Regions from separate parts of the Homo sapiens genome. Here region 2 is linked to region 1. Evidence: chromatin contacts called from ENCODE Hi-C or POLR2A ChIA-PET data. All regions are on one chromosome and are shown on one strand. Each heading gives the region's core, a stretch centred on a gene start or an enhancer-like site at or near the end of the contact. The rest is flanking DNA. Distances are from core to core; before and after follow the strand shown.

Region 1 (6,770 bases), core at 95-2,594:
GGCTCTTCCCAGGGATTCCTTAGGATGCAGGGTGGAGGAAGGTGTGGCAAGCCCATCACCAGGCCTTTCTCCCAGGGTCTTATTGAAGTTTGGGTTTTGGCATAAGAGATCTAAGGGTTGCCCTAGGAGGCAGAGGATGGTTCCCTGATCTTAAAGGCTCTCAACCTCTCCTCTCTCCTCCCTTCCCCCACAGTGTGCCAGAGCTGTGTGGAGCTGGATCCAGCCACCGTGGCTGGCATCATTGTCACTGATGTCATTGCCACTCTGCTCCTTGCTTTGGGAGTCTTCTGCTTTGCTGGACATGAGACTGGAAGGCTGTCTGGGGGTTAGTGGAAGAGCAGAGCATGAGAGTGTGTTTGTGTGTGTGTGTGTGTGTGTGTGTGTGTGTGTACCAGTGAGCTTATGCACCAGCTAAGGAATGGGGCTGGTGGTAGGTTTAGTCTCAGCTGGGAGTTACTCTTGCAATCTCCTAAAGACTCCTAGAACTTTGACTGTTGAAAGAACTTGTGTGTTCATATCACTCATGCAGACTTCTGAGGGTGTGGGAGGGTGGATCTCACAGTCCCATCTGCTAGGCCATTGATGTCTCTCTCTGGTTCTTCTAGCTGCCGACACACAAGCTCTGTTGAGGAATGACCAGGTCTATCAGGTGAGCGTTGAGGGGAAGGAGGCAGGAATGAAGGGAGGGTAAGTGGGGATAGAGAGGCTCACACTGAATGCTGTTTGCACGTGGGAAGGGTCCTACTGGGGAGTTCATTGCTGGGTGTGACTGGAGAGGTCAGGCAGGAGCTCTCATCGTCAGGGCCTGCTGGGGCCCTTCCTTGAAGAGTTCTAACCCTGCCTCCTGACCGTTTTCTCTTCTCCTCTCTTAGCCCCTCCGAGATCGAGATGATGCTCAGTACAGCCACCTTGGAGGAAACTGGGCTCGGAACAAGTGAACCTGAGACTGGTGGCTTCTAGAAGCAGCCATTACCAACTGTACCTTCCCTTCTTGCTCAGCCAATAAATATATCCTCTTTCACTCAGCAGGTGCCTGGGCTTCTTAAGGCTCCTGGGCAAGGCGTGGGAGTTGTCCTGACTTGCTTGGGATCTCGCCCTCCTACCTACCTGTTTCTTCCTTCATCTCCTTCCTTCCTCTGCCTCACACAGACAGTGTGTTGGGCAGTCTCTCGCCACATCCTGGCTGTCTGGTGTTTCTAGCCCACAGGGCTCCCTGGGTGAAGGGTCTGCGCCACCACGTTCCCACAGCTACTTGTTGACTCCAGTCCCTATCACAACCCTTTTAGGGTTTTGGCTGCCTCATCCAGCCGAGGGCAGGCTGCTGTGTTCAGGAGCCCAGCCGCACAGAAGTTTCCATGATGTCATGAATGGGAGTGGCAGAGACAACAAGGGGCCCTGGGACTAGTTTCTCACCAAGACTCAGAGGGTGTGTGTAACAAAGTCCCACTGCTGCTAAGGGGATGGCCTCAACTCTACGGCCCTGCTGACCAGGTGCCACTAGCTGTAAGGAGGTCTCACCTAAGCCCCTTTCGTATCCCTTTCCCCTGTATCAAAGGCACCATTTTAGCTTCCTTTCGCCAGGACCTGTCTCTGGCTTGCTCCTGCCTTCTGCATGATAAATGGGGATCAGAAACCCTTCACCAATTAAAGCACATTATCCCGCTCCATCTACCTGGAAAGCAGGAGTTTGAGACAGGGATTTTTTTTTTTTTTGAGATGGAGTCTTGCTCTGTTGCTCAGGCTGGAGTGCTGTGGCATGATCTTGGCTTACTGCAACCTCTGTCTCCTGGAGTCAAGTGATTCTCCTGCCTCAGCCTCCTGAGTAGCTGGGATTGCAAGCATGTGTCACCAAGTTCAGCTAATTTTTGTATTTTTAGTAGAGACAGGGTTTCATCATGTTGGCCAGGCTGGTCTCGAACTCTTGACCTCAAATGATCCACTCACTCAGCCTCCAAAAGTGCTGGGATTAGAGGCATGAGCCACTGCACCTGGCTGAGACAGGGATATTTTCAATAGATGTCATCTTCTATTACTTCTAATGGTAGTGGTTCTAGGCTGGGCACAATGGCTCATGCATGTAATCCCAGCACTTTAGGAGGCAGAGGCAAGAGGATCACTTGAGCCTAGGAGTTCAAAACCAGCCTGGGCAACATAGCAACATCCCGTCTCGACCAAAAAAAAAAACAAAATCAGCTCAGTGCAGTGGTGGGCACCTGTAGTCCTAGCTATTTGGGAGGCTGAGGTGGGAGGATTGCATGAGGCTGGGAATTGGAGGCTGCAGTGAGTTATGATTGTGCCACTGCACTCCAGCCTGGGCTACAGAGTGAGACCCTATCTTAAAAAAAAAATAGCTATGGTTCTGAAACTTTGGAGGCCTGAGGGATTTATTAAAAATATAAATGCAGCCAGGCATGGTGGCTCACACCTGTAATCCCAGCACTTTGGGAGGTTTAGGCGGGCAGATCACAAGATCAGGAGATTGAGATCATCCTGGCCAACATGGTGAAACCCCGTTTCTACTAAAAATACAAAAATTAGCTGGGCATGGTGGTGCACGCCTGTAATCCCAGCTACTCGGGAGGCTGAGGCAGGAGAATTGCTTGAACCCGGGAGGCGGAGGTTGCAGTGAGTCAAGATTGCGCCACCGCACTCCAGCCTGGTGACAGAGCGAGACTTGGTCTCAAAATAAAATAAAATAAAATAAAATAAAATAAAATAAAAGTGCTAGAGACGCACTCTAGGCAGGGTGTTTCCAGTTGATTCTGAAACAGCCCAAATTCAGAGTCTCTTGTTTAGAGGGAGAATAGAGGCCACTTTCTCTCTTATGTCTTTTATGCCTGTTCCTGGATCCCAGAGCAGGGGATTCCTTCTTTTGTTCTCTGATTACACAAATAATTTAAAGAGCCTCTGGAAAGTTTAATGACTGAGAATTTCATAGACCTGGGTTCCCAAAGGAGAAAAGAATTAGTAACCACATAGCCAGAAAATTGGATGATTCTGCCCACCATCTTCTCAAGATACATTCAGACCCTAATTTCATGAGAGACAGAACAAATGTCTAATTCACATGTTTCATTCATAGTTCTGAGTTATCCCTATCCTTTTTATCCCTACTCCTGCAGTCGTCCTAACCCAAGATCCTGCTTTCCCACTGGATTCTCTACCTTGGGCATCCCTTCCATGGCTTGTATCTAACCAAAACTTTGGATCCTTCTCGCGTTCCACACATTCATAATACCTTGTATTCCTCGGATTCATTTACATCCCTCATTCCCCAGTTCTCAACATTGGCTGCACATTGGAATCTTCTGGGACCTTTAAAAACACTGGTGCCTGGCCAGGTGCAGTGGCTTATGCCTGTAATCCCAGTACTTTAGGAGGCTGAGGTGGGTGGATCACTTGAGCTCAGGAGTTCGAGACCAGCCTGGGCAATATTGGAGAAACTCCATCTTTACAAAAATACACAAAAAAATTAGCTGGTGTGGTGATGCGCACCTGTAGTCCCAGATACTTGGGAGTTTGAGGTGGGAGGATCACCTGAGCCTGGGGAGGTCAAGGCTACAGTGGGCCATGATTTCACCACTGCACTCCAGCCTGGGCGACAGAGTGAGACCCTGTCTCAAAAAACAAAACAAACATGTACCCTAAAACTTAAAGTATAATAATAATAAAATTAAAAAAAAGTTAACAATACTTAAATGCTGATATGAAGTCAATAAATCTTATGTCACATGATAAAAAAACAAACAAAAAAACAACAAAACAAAACAAAAACAAAAAACACTCATGCTAGCTAGGTGTGCTGGTGTGCACCTGTAGTCCTAGCTACTCGGGAGGCTGAGGCCAGAGGATTGTTTGAGCCCAGGAGTTCAAGGATGGAGTAGTGATCTCCACACCTGGCAAATTTTTAAAAATTTTTTGGTAGAAACAGAGTCTTGCTTTGTTACCCAGACTGGTCTTGAGTTCCTGGGTTTGATAGATTTCACCAGTGTTGCTACCTAAGTCTGAAGTGATCCTTCCTCCTCAGCCTCCTAAAATGCTGGGATTACAGTCATGAACCATCACCCCTGGCCAGGTGAAACTTTTTTTTTTTTTGATGGAGTCTCACTCTGTTGCCCAGGCTGAAGTGCAGTGGCCTGATCTGGGATCACTGCAAACTCTGCCTCCCAGGTTCAAGTGATTCTCCTGCCTCAGCATCCTGAGTAGCTGGGATTACAGGTGCCCACCACCATACCTGGCTAATTTTTGTATTTTTAGTAGAGACAGGGTTCCACCACATTGGCCATGCTGGTCTTAAACCCCTGACTTCAGGTGATCTGCCAGCCTTGGCCTCCCAAACTGCTGGGATTACAGGCGTGAGCCACCATGCCTGGCCCAAAACTTTTAAAGGAAGTTGTTTTAGCTACTCTAAGTCCTTTGCACTTCCATTTGAATTGGCTCCTCAGTTACTACAAAAATGCCTGCTGGGATTTTGATCAAGATTGTATTGCATTTATAGATCAATTTGGGGAGAATTAACATCTTAACACTATTGAGTCTTTTCATACATGAACATATATTTTACCAGATTTATTCCGAAATATTTTATATTTTTGATGCTATTGTATGTGCTTTGTTTTTTTTTTTTGGTTTTTTAGAGGCAAGGTCTTGCTGTGTCACTCAGGCTGAAGTACAGTGGCATGATTATAGCTCACTGCAGCCTCGAACTTCTGGGCTTAAGTGATCCTCCCACCTCAGCTTCTCAAGTAGCTCTGGCACTACAGACATGTGCCACTATGCCTGAATATTTTTATTTTTGTGTAGACACGGGATCTCACTATGTTGCCTAGGCTGGTCTTGGACTCCTGTACTGAAGCGATCCTCCCACCTTGACCTCCCAAAGTGCTGGGACTATAGGTGTGAGCCACTGTACCAGGCTATATATGGTATTAAAATTTTTTAAATTTCCAATTGTTTATTACTAGTATATAAAAATACAATTAATTTTTGAATATTAATCAAAACAAAAAGCAAAACTGCTACACTCACTTATTAATTCTAGTAACTTTTTGTAAGACCGTTGAGTATTCTACATAGACAATCATGTTGTCTGTGAACAAAAACAGTTTGTTTTCTTTCCTATCTGGGTGCTTTTTGTTTCTGTTTCTTGGCTTATTGCACTGGCTAGAACCTCCAGTACAATGTTGAATAGAAGTGGAGAGAGGACATCCTTGTCTTGTTCATGATCTTAGGAGGAAAGCATTGTCTTTCATCTTTAAGTACATTAGCTGTGGGTTTTTCTTAGATGTCCTTTAACAGATTGAGCTAGTTCTTTTCTTTCTAGTTTGCTGAGAATTTTTATCAAAAATAGATGTTGGGTCTCGTCAAGTGCTTACCCTGCATCCATTGAGATGATAATATGGTTTTACTTTTTTAGTCTGTTAATATGGTACATTACATTGATGGCACGATATGTTAAACCAACCTTTCATTCCTGAAAAAAACTCTAGTCATTTGGTATTATTCTTTTGATATGTTATTAGATTAAATTTATTAAAATTTTGTTAAGAATTTTTGCCTCTAAGTCATGAGAGGATTTGTCTATAGTTTTCTTTTCTTGTAATGTCTTTGTTTTTGGTATCAGTATATTAGGGTTCTCCAGAGAGAGAGAACCAATGTGATATATATATGTGTGTGTGTGTGTGTGTGTGTGTGTGTGTGTATGTGTGTGTGTGTGTTTGTGTGCGTGTATCCCACTTTGCTATTGTGAATAGTAATCTTTATTATTTCTTTGTCTACTTTAATTTTATATATATATATATATATATACACACACACACACACATATATATATATATATATCTCCCATTGGTTCAGTTTGTCTGTTTCTCTGAATCCATGGGTTCTGCATTTGTGGATTTAACCAACTGAAGATCAAAAATATTTGGAAAAAAAAAAGGATGACTGCACTTGTACTGAACAGATACAGAATTTTTCTTGTCATTATCCCCTAAACAATATAGTACAATAACTATTTATATGGCATTTATGTTGTATTAGGTATTACAAGTAATCTAGAGATGGTTTAAAGTATATAGGAGGATGTGTGCAGGTTACATGCAAATATTACATCATTTTATATAAGGGACTTGAGCATCCATGGCTTTTGGTAGCCATGGGGAGGTCTTGGAACTAATCCCCCACCGAGGGATGGGACAACTGTGTATGTACCCTATTGGTTCTGTTTCTCTAGAGAAGTTGGCTCATGTAGCTGACATGTCTAAAATCTGCAGGGTATTTTGGCAGGTTGGAGACCAAGGGAGTTGCTGTTGCAACTGTCCATAGACAATCTAGAGACAGATTTTCCTCTTCCTCACAGGACCTCAGTCTGTTTTCTCTTAAAGCTTTCAAGTGATTGGATGAGGTCCACTCACGTTATGGAGAATAATCTACCTTACTTAAAGTCTACTAATTTAAATGTTAATCTCATCTATAAAAATACTTTCACAACAACATACTGATGTATTAGGCCAAATATCTGGGCCTAGCTAAGTTGGCACATAAAATTAACCAGGGTAATCAACACAGGGTAAATCTGGTCTCCACAGAACAAGTTGGAAGAATTCCTTCTTCAATTTTCTTGAAGTGTTTGTGTAGAATTGGTATTATTTCTTCTTTAAATGTCTGGTAGATTTCACCAGTGATGCTACCTAGGTCTGAATTTTTTTTTAAACTACAAATTCAATTTATTTAATAGATAAAGGGCTATTTGGGCTATCTATTTCATCATC
Region 2 (6,928 bases), core at 4,257-6,756, 590 kb before region 1:
TCTGTGTGACTCTGTCCCTGGCCTGTCTTTCCAGCTCCAGGTCAGTTTTCTCTTTCTCCACCAGGTCTACCTGAGGATGCAATTTGCACTGACTGCATAAACTTCATATGATTTAATTACTCAGCATCTTTTTTTTTTTTTTTTTTTTGAGATGGAGTCTTGCTCTGTTTCCCAGGCCGGAGTGCAGTGGCGTGATTTCGGCTCACTGCAATCTTCGCCTCCCTGGTTCAAGCGATTCTCCTGCCTCAGCCTCGCAAGTAGCTGTGATTACAGACGTGCATCACCACGCCAGGCTAATTTTTTTTGTATTTTAAGTAGAGATGGGGTTTCACCATGTTGGCCAGGCTGGCCTTGAACTCCTGACCTCAGGTGATTTGCCTGCCTAGGGCTCCCAGAGTGCTGGGATTACAGGTGTGAGCCACCGCGCCCGGCCTATTCAGCATCTTTTATTGTTCTCTCACTGTCCCCATCTTATAAGCCCCTTGAAGGCAGGTACCTGTATTATTTGTACAATGACTAGTAAGGATAAGAACTTGGGGCTGGGCAATATAGTGAGACAACCACCTCTGGGGAAAAAAAAAAAAAAAAAAGCAGCACCCTAGTCCCTGCAGATAAAGCAGATGTATTCCTGAGGTTGTGAGACCCTACAGGAAGACAGAAGCATTGGGCTTATTCCCTTATCTCAGAGCTATGTCTTTTTTTTTTTTTTTCTTGAGACAGAGTCTCGCTCTGTAACTCAGCCTGGAGTGCAATGGTGCGATCTTGGCTCACTGTAACCTCCGCCTCCCAGGTTCAGGTGATTCTCCTGCCTCAGCCTCCCAGGTGCATGCCACCATGCCTGGCTAATTTTTGTATTTTTAGTAGAGACAGGGTTTCATCATAATGGCCAGGCTGGTCTCAAACTCCTGACCTCATGATCTACCCGCCTAGGTCTCCCAAAGTGCTGGGATTACAGGCATGAGCCACCGTGCCCGGCAGAGCTATGTCTTTTAAAAACACTTCCTGATTTGGGATTTCAGAGCTGAGATTACAAATGCCTTAGGAGTTAGAATAGGTTGGCCTATTTTTGAGATGGAGTCTCATTCTGTAGCCCAGGTTGGAGGGCAGTGGCACGATCTTGGTTCACTGCAACCTCTGCCTCCTGGGTTCAGGTGATTCTCCTGCCTCAGCCTCCCGAGTAGCTAGGACTACAGGCGTGCATCACCACACCCAACTAATTTTTTTTTGGTATTTTTAGCAGAGACAGGGTTTCGCCATGTTGGCCAGAATGGTCTCAATCTCCTGACCTCGTGATCTGCCTGCCTTGGCCTCCCAAAGTGCTGGGATTACAGGCATGAGCCACCGCGCCTGCCTAATATTTGTATTTTTAGTAGAGACGGGGTTTCACCATGTTGGCCAGGCTGGTCTCAAACTCCTGACTTCAAGTGATCCACCCACCTCGGCCTCCCAAAGTGTTGGGATTACAGGCGTAAGCCACTGTGCCCCGCCAGGTTATAGGTCTTGACAGATGGAGAACACAAGGCCCAGGGAAGTGAATCAGTTTGTTTTAAGTCACAGAGCAGGTTTTAGATCTGGCTGGGATTGGGACTGTGCCTGGCCCAGGGCTTTGTCAACAATCCAGGGAAGGCTTTTTAGAATGAGTAAGAGAGCTACATAAATATAAACAGGGTCATGATGAGAGAGAAAAGGAGGGCCTGGGAGATGGCAGGTTCTGAGCACCCCTCCAGGCTCTGGGGGATGTCCAGATAAGGAGGCTGAGCCTGCCTTCCCAGATCGTATGGCCTCACAGGGAAATGAGCCAGACACAGGAAGAAGTCCAATGGAAAGTTGGATCAAGTGCTGCCGTGGTGTCGTGGAAAGAGTCTGGACACGGAATCAGGAGGCTCTTCCAGCTATCAGCACCAACCCTATGCTTTTAGGCGAGTCCTTTCACCACTCTGGACCTTCACCAAGCAGTTTCCTCACCTGAGAACATTCCCTCTCTCAAAAATAACAGTCCTATAGTGCTACATATTAGAGCAGATTAATACAGTAACTAAATATATTGTGGGCATGCTCTCCCCTCCAGCACAATCTCGGAAAGCCTCTTGCCTTCCATTAGCAGCAAGAATGAAATGTTCCCAGGACGCAGAACTGCCAGACCAAGGGGGCAGTGGGCGAGACACAGGTGACTGACCAACTGGCTTTCTCTGAGGTCCTGCCTATGACAGCTTCTCCTGGGTTTATGAGCTCTGGTAGCCCCATGCAGATGAGAGCTAAGTGAGGGTTTTTCTGTCAACAAGCCAACTATTTAATCGCTATCTATAGGATAAAGAAGGGCATGAAGATAAAGGCACCTAAGCCTCTTGTTTTACACTTGAAGAAGCTGCAACCCAGAGACAGGAAGTGACTAGGCCAAGGTCTTGTACTTTGGACTCTCAGAACAAAGTTCTTTTGGGACTTGGAGAATTAGAAATGGGTTGTTTGGGGCCGGGCGTGGTGGCTCACGCCTGTAATCCCAGCACTTTGGGAGGCCGAGGCGGGCGGATCACAAGGTCAGGAGTTCAAGACCATCCTGCCTAAAACGGTGAAACCCCGTCTCTACTAAAAATACAAAAAATATTAGTTAGCCAGGCGTGGTGGTGGGCGCTTGTAATCCCAGCTACTCGGGAGGCTGAGGCAGGTGAATGGCGTGAACCCAGGAGGTGGAACTTGCAGTGAGCCGAGACCGCGCCACTGCACTCCAACCTGGGTGACAGAGCGAGACTCCATCTCAAAAAAAAACAAAAAACTAAAAACCAGAAATGGGTTGTTTGGGTCAGGCATGGTGGCTCATGCCTGTAATCCCAGCACTTTGGGAGGCTGAGGTGGGCAGATCACAAGGTCAAGAGTTTGAGACTAGCCTGGCCAACACGGTGAAACCCCATCACAACTAGTAATACAAAAATTAGCCAGGCGTAGTGGCACATGCCTGTAATCCCAGCCACCAGCTACCAGCTACTTGGGAGGCTGAGGCAGGAGAATTGCTTGAACCTGGGAGGCAGGGGTTGCAGTGAGCAGAGATCACGCCACCGCACTCCAGCCTGGACGATAGAGCAAGACTCTGTCTCGGAAAAAAACAACAAAAAAAGCATTGTTTGGGAACGCCGCCTTAGAGGCCTCTCATAACAACTGGTGGAGAGCCTTTGGTGGGATGCTATTTTTTTTTTTTTTTTGAGACAGGGTCTAACTCCAATTGCCCAGGCTGGAGTGCAGTGGCACGATCTCGGCTCACTGCAGCCTCGACCACCCCTGACTCAGGTGATTCTCCCACCTCAGCCTCCCAAGTAGCTGGGACTACAGGAATGCGCCACCATGCCTGGCTAATTTTTTTTTTTTTCGTACTTTCAGTAGAGACAGAGTTTTGCCATGTTGCCCAGGCTGATTTTGAACTCCCAGACTCAAGCAATCCACCCACCTCAGCCTCTCAAAGTGCTGGGATTACAGGCATGAGCCTCCACACCCAGCCTCCTATTCTATCTTTAGAGCTCTAGTGAGATGTACTGTTTGCCTGGACAGAACCATACCTGATGCTGGAAGTTCCAGCTCAGACAGTTGGTCCCTGCAGGAAGCTTCCCCAAACTCTCAAGTCTGGGATTGGTGTCCACTTCCCCTAAATGTGCCCACACTGAATTGAAATCACCCACTCACTTGTTGTCTGACCCCCACTAGGCTGCAGGCTGTGTGAGGAAAAGGACAAACATCTATGTCACCAACATGTACCAACCTAGTGTCTAGTCAAGTGCCAGGCACATAGCAGGTCCTCAATAAATATCTGTTGGATGAATAAGTAGGTGGGGTTGGTCAGAGAAGGATTCCTGAAGGAAAAGACTTTTTTTGTTTGTTTGTTTGTTTTAAGAGACAAGGTCTCATCTGGTTTGAGTTGGTGTTTGAAAAAATAAATAAAGAGACAGGGTGTCCTGGTGTTGTCAGGCTTGTGTGCCCAATCCCACCATGATCAGCACCAGAGTTTCAATCTGTTCCATTCTGACCTGGGCCAGCTCACCCTTCCTTAGTCAACCTGGCGGTCTCCCACTCCTAGGAGGTCACCATATCGATGCTGAACTTGGTGTGGACACCCATCAGCATAATGCATTGCAGCCCAGAACTCCCGGGGTCAAGTGATCCTCCTGCCTGCTAGCTGGGACTACAGGGCTTGCCACCGAGCTGGGAGAAAAGGCAACTATTGAGGTATCACAGGGTACAAGGAGGACAGAATTGTCCCCAATTGGGTGAACTGCCCATGCAAAAAGAAGTCTTGAAAGGAAAGTAGTGGGAAATAAGGACAGGGAGAAAAGTAAGGCAATTGAAGGGGAGGGGGGGAAGGAGCCCTTCAAGATGATTGGCTTTGCTAATCAGGGAGGGCTTTGGGTAGATGGGAGGAAGGGTCTCAGCCATGTTGGGGATAAGAACACCTGGAATCCCTCAAGTGGAGTCTTTTTACAGGGAGGGTCCTAGAAATCAGCTTGGCTGGAGGGGAGAGAAGCTGAAGGGGGTTGGGGTAGCTGGTAGGAGCTTTGAAGCCTGGCTGGTTTGTATTTGATGCTGGGGTCTGGAGGGAATGGGTGCTCTGGGAAGGCCTGAGGCACGGAAGGAAAAGGTAGGAGCAACTTCCTCCTACAGACCCTCTCTATTAGATGGAGACCCTGGGAGGACAGGGCCTGTATCTTCTGTTTTTTTCCTACCCTCCTCCAGGTGTTTGGGACCCACAAGTAGAGCCCCTAGGGCAAGGATCTGGAATTGGCTGAGGCAGCCTACTGAGCGGGATGGTGTGGCAGGGACTGTGGGAGCTCCCTCCTTCCATCAGCCTTCCCAGAACGATCTCCTTCCCTAGGAAGGTGCTGTTCCCGCAAGAGGCACACTCTACTGTCGTCGCCAGTGTTCTTCTTCCGCGAATCCCCATGTGAGCGTATTTTTTCCAGCGGCTGCTAAGCCAGATTTAGCCACCAGGGGGCAAAAAAGCAGCCCTTAAGGTCAGTGTCCCTCCTCTTTCCCCACCCACACACCTGAAGGCCAAGATGGGTGGTGCCTCACCTGGCGCTCCATTCGAGCGCAGTAGCTGCGTTAACCCCTTCCTGCCTAGTCTGCGGTATTCCCTCGGCAGAGTCATCCACAGCAGAGTTGAGGGTCACAGAGGACGGGGGAGGGGCTGTTCGCTAGGGGAGGGGCTAGGGTAGAGGTGAAGTCAGGTTTCCAGCTACTCAGGTCCTTAGTCCTCGCTGGAGCTAGGGGAGGCTAGCGTTCCCTGCCTCCGTTGGGTAGTTAGCCCCCCAGATGGGTGAAGCAGCCCCTCTGGGGGCAAGAGAGGCATGGGCTGCGGTCACCTGCGCTGGGCCTCAGAAGTGGGATGTAGAGGAGAGCGCTGAGGCAGCTACAAAACCCAGACTTCCGGGCTCCCCTGCTTCAATCTGGCAGGGACCTCGGCTGTCGGCTGCAACTTGGAGATGGGGGTGGGGTGGGGGAAGGGTAGCCAAAAAGTGGAGGGAGAGTCCCTGAGGCGGCGGTGGGGAGGGGAGGCAGGGAAGATTAGGCAAGAGAGCGGGCGATTCCCGAACCGTCAGGTGCCTTGTTTTGCGTGTGGCGACTCCAGAACCAAGCAGCCTTTCAGGGCACTGGAACCCAACCAGTTCCGGGATTGCGTTCCGGGGCACAAGGTGTTAAACTGTGGGTGGGAGTGGGGTCCGGAGTCCCTCCTCCTTCCCTCCCTCACAGCGTCACCACCACCGAGTCCACCAGGCTGGCACTCAAGGAGTTAAGTCTGCCCGCAATCTGCAAGACTGGAGCCGCGGAGGGGGAGGAGGGGGAAGCGGAGGGGGTAGAGGAGAAGGGGGAAGCAGACTGCAGGGAGACAGCGCCAGGAACCCCCTCCCCAGGGTCCGGCCCCTGGGCCCCCAGCCCCAAAAGAGGCCCTGTCCTCCCCGGGGTCGTGCTCTCTCCCCCCGCCCTGCCCCCGCCCTCCAGCTTTGTGTCCCCAGGAGGGTGGGCTGCAGGATTTCCAGCCAAGCCTTGCTGCCTGCTCAGTTTTTCCAAACCCTCCAGTCGGGGAAGGCGGCAGTGGTGAGGGATAAGAGTCCCTCCCCCCTGCCCCAGCCGGCCCCCTCTCTCAGCCTCCCTTTCCTGCCCCCACACCTTTTCCAAACTCCTTCCCGTTCCCACCCTGGCCCCTGCTCCTCTATTGGCTCCCAAGTTGCAAGCTCAGGTTGGAAGGGGCCAGGCGGGTCCCACTATCCTGAGAGGCGCTTGTGAATCCACACTCCTCAGGCCGACCCTGAGACCCGCGGGGCACCCGCCCTGCTTCTCTCCGCTTGGCGCCCGCCCCATCCCAGGACCTTGTCCTGGGGTCTCCCACCCCGAAATGGAGGCGTTGCTGGGGGGCGCCGGCAGAACCCGGCAGCAGGCTCTGTGTGGCAGGTGCCAGGCCCTGGGGCAGGCTTCGAGGAGGGGGCAAAGTGTTCCGAGCGCTGGCACGGTTCTGTCCAGCAAGTCTATTATATAATCACCATCTATCAGGAAGCCAGGCAGCTGGAGTGAGTGGGGAAGCCAGGATGCCCGGATCGGCTCTTCCTCCAGGGCCCAGGACGGTGTCGCCACCAAGATGGGGGTGCGGGCGCAGCCCAGCAGTGAGATGATGTGGGGGTCGAGGGGCAAGTGAGGGGCGCTGGGCAGTCAGATGGAGGCCCCACAAACCCCGCCCCCAGACCTCTGACTGACAGTGCCCTGAGCCAATGATTGAAGTCACTGTGGGGCTCTGCGTTAACTCTTTCTTGGGTCCCTATTTGCTTTAGGTGATAGAGTCCTTTTCAGGAACTGTTTGGTCTGGACTCCTCCCACCTTCTCGGGCTAGTGCTCCAGCCGGTGAGGAGTACCAGCTGGAGAATCCTTTTGTCCTAGTAACCCCGGCAACGGGATG

What was found. A loop is a pair of places that touch in the nucleus more often than their neighbours do. ChIA-PET counts read pairs that join two places held with the same protein, here RNA polymerase II (POLR2A). Pooled maps may share reads with other maps.
Region 2: a loop to region 1 is called in a map of naive thymus-derived CD4-positive, alpha-beta T cell, with 4 times the contacts of the local background. The contact joins two enhancer-like sites. A Hi-C loop is called at or near these places in 2 of 168 maps with a recorded cell type or tissue (both naive thymus-derived CD4-positive, alpha-beta T cell) and 5 of 50 pooled maps. POLR2A ChIA-PET finds 5 or more read pairs at or near these places in 1 of 52 experiments (CD4-positive, alpha-beta T cell).

Annotation. Positions count from the first base shown.
Region 1 is chr11:118,333,330-118,340,099 of GRCh38, reverse strand. It overlaps CD3D (CD3 delta subunit of T-cell receptor complex), which reads left to right. Exons shown (of 5, transcript NM_000732.6): 3 at 194-325; 4 at 606-649; 5 at 873-1,025. The coding sequence ends at 938. Among named protein-coding and RNA genes, the nearest start is that of CD3D, 6.0 kb to the left of the region's middle. RefSeq lists an enhancer at 1,331-1,480. Within about 2 kb of position 1,344, at least 7 of the 41 ENCODE cell types and tissues checked have a DNase peak (open chromatin) inside an H3K27ac peak, as active enhancers do; they include CD4-positive, alpha-beta T cell, where a contact is called at or near this core.
Region 2 is chr11:118,928,474-118,935,401 of GRCh38, reverse strand. It overlaps the pseudogene RN7SL688P. Among named protein-coding and RNA genes, the nearest start is that of BCL9L, 6.0 kb to the right of the region's middle. RefSeq lists enhancers at 6,344-6,393, 6,404-6,683, 6,694-6,813. Within about 2 kb of position 5,506, at least 39 of the 41 ENCODE cell types and tissues checked have a DNase peak (open chromatin) inside an H3K27ac peak, as active enhancers do; they include CD4-positive, alpha-beta T cell, where a contact is called at or near this core.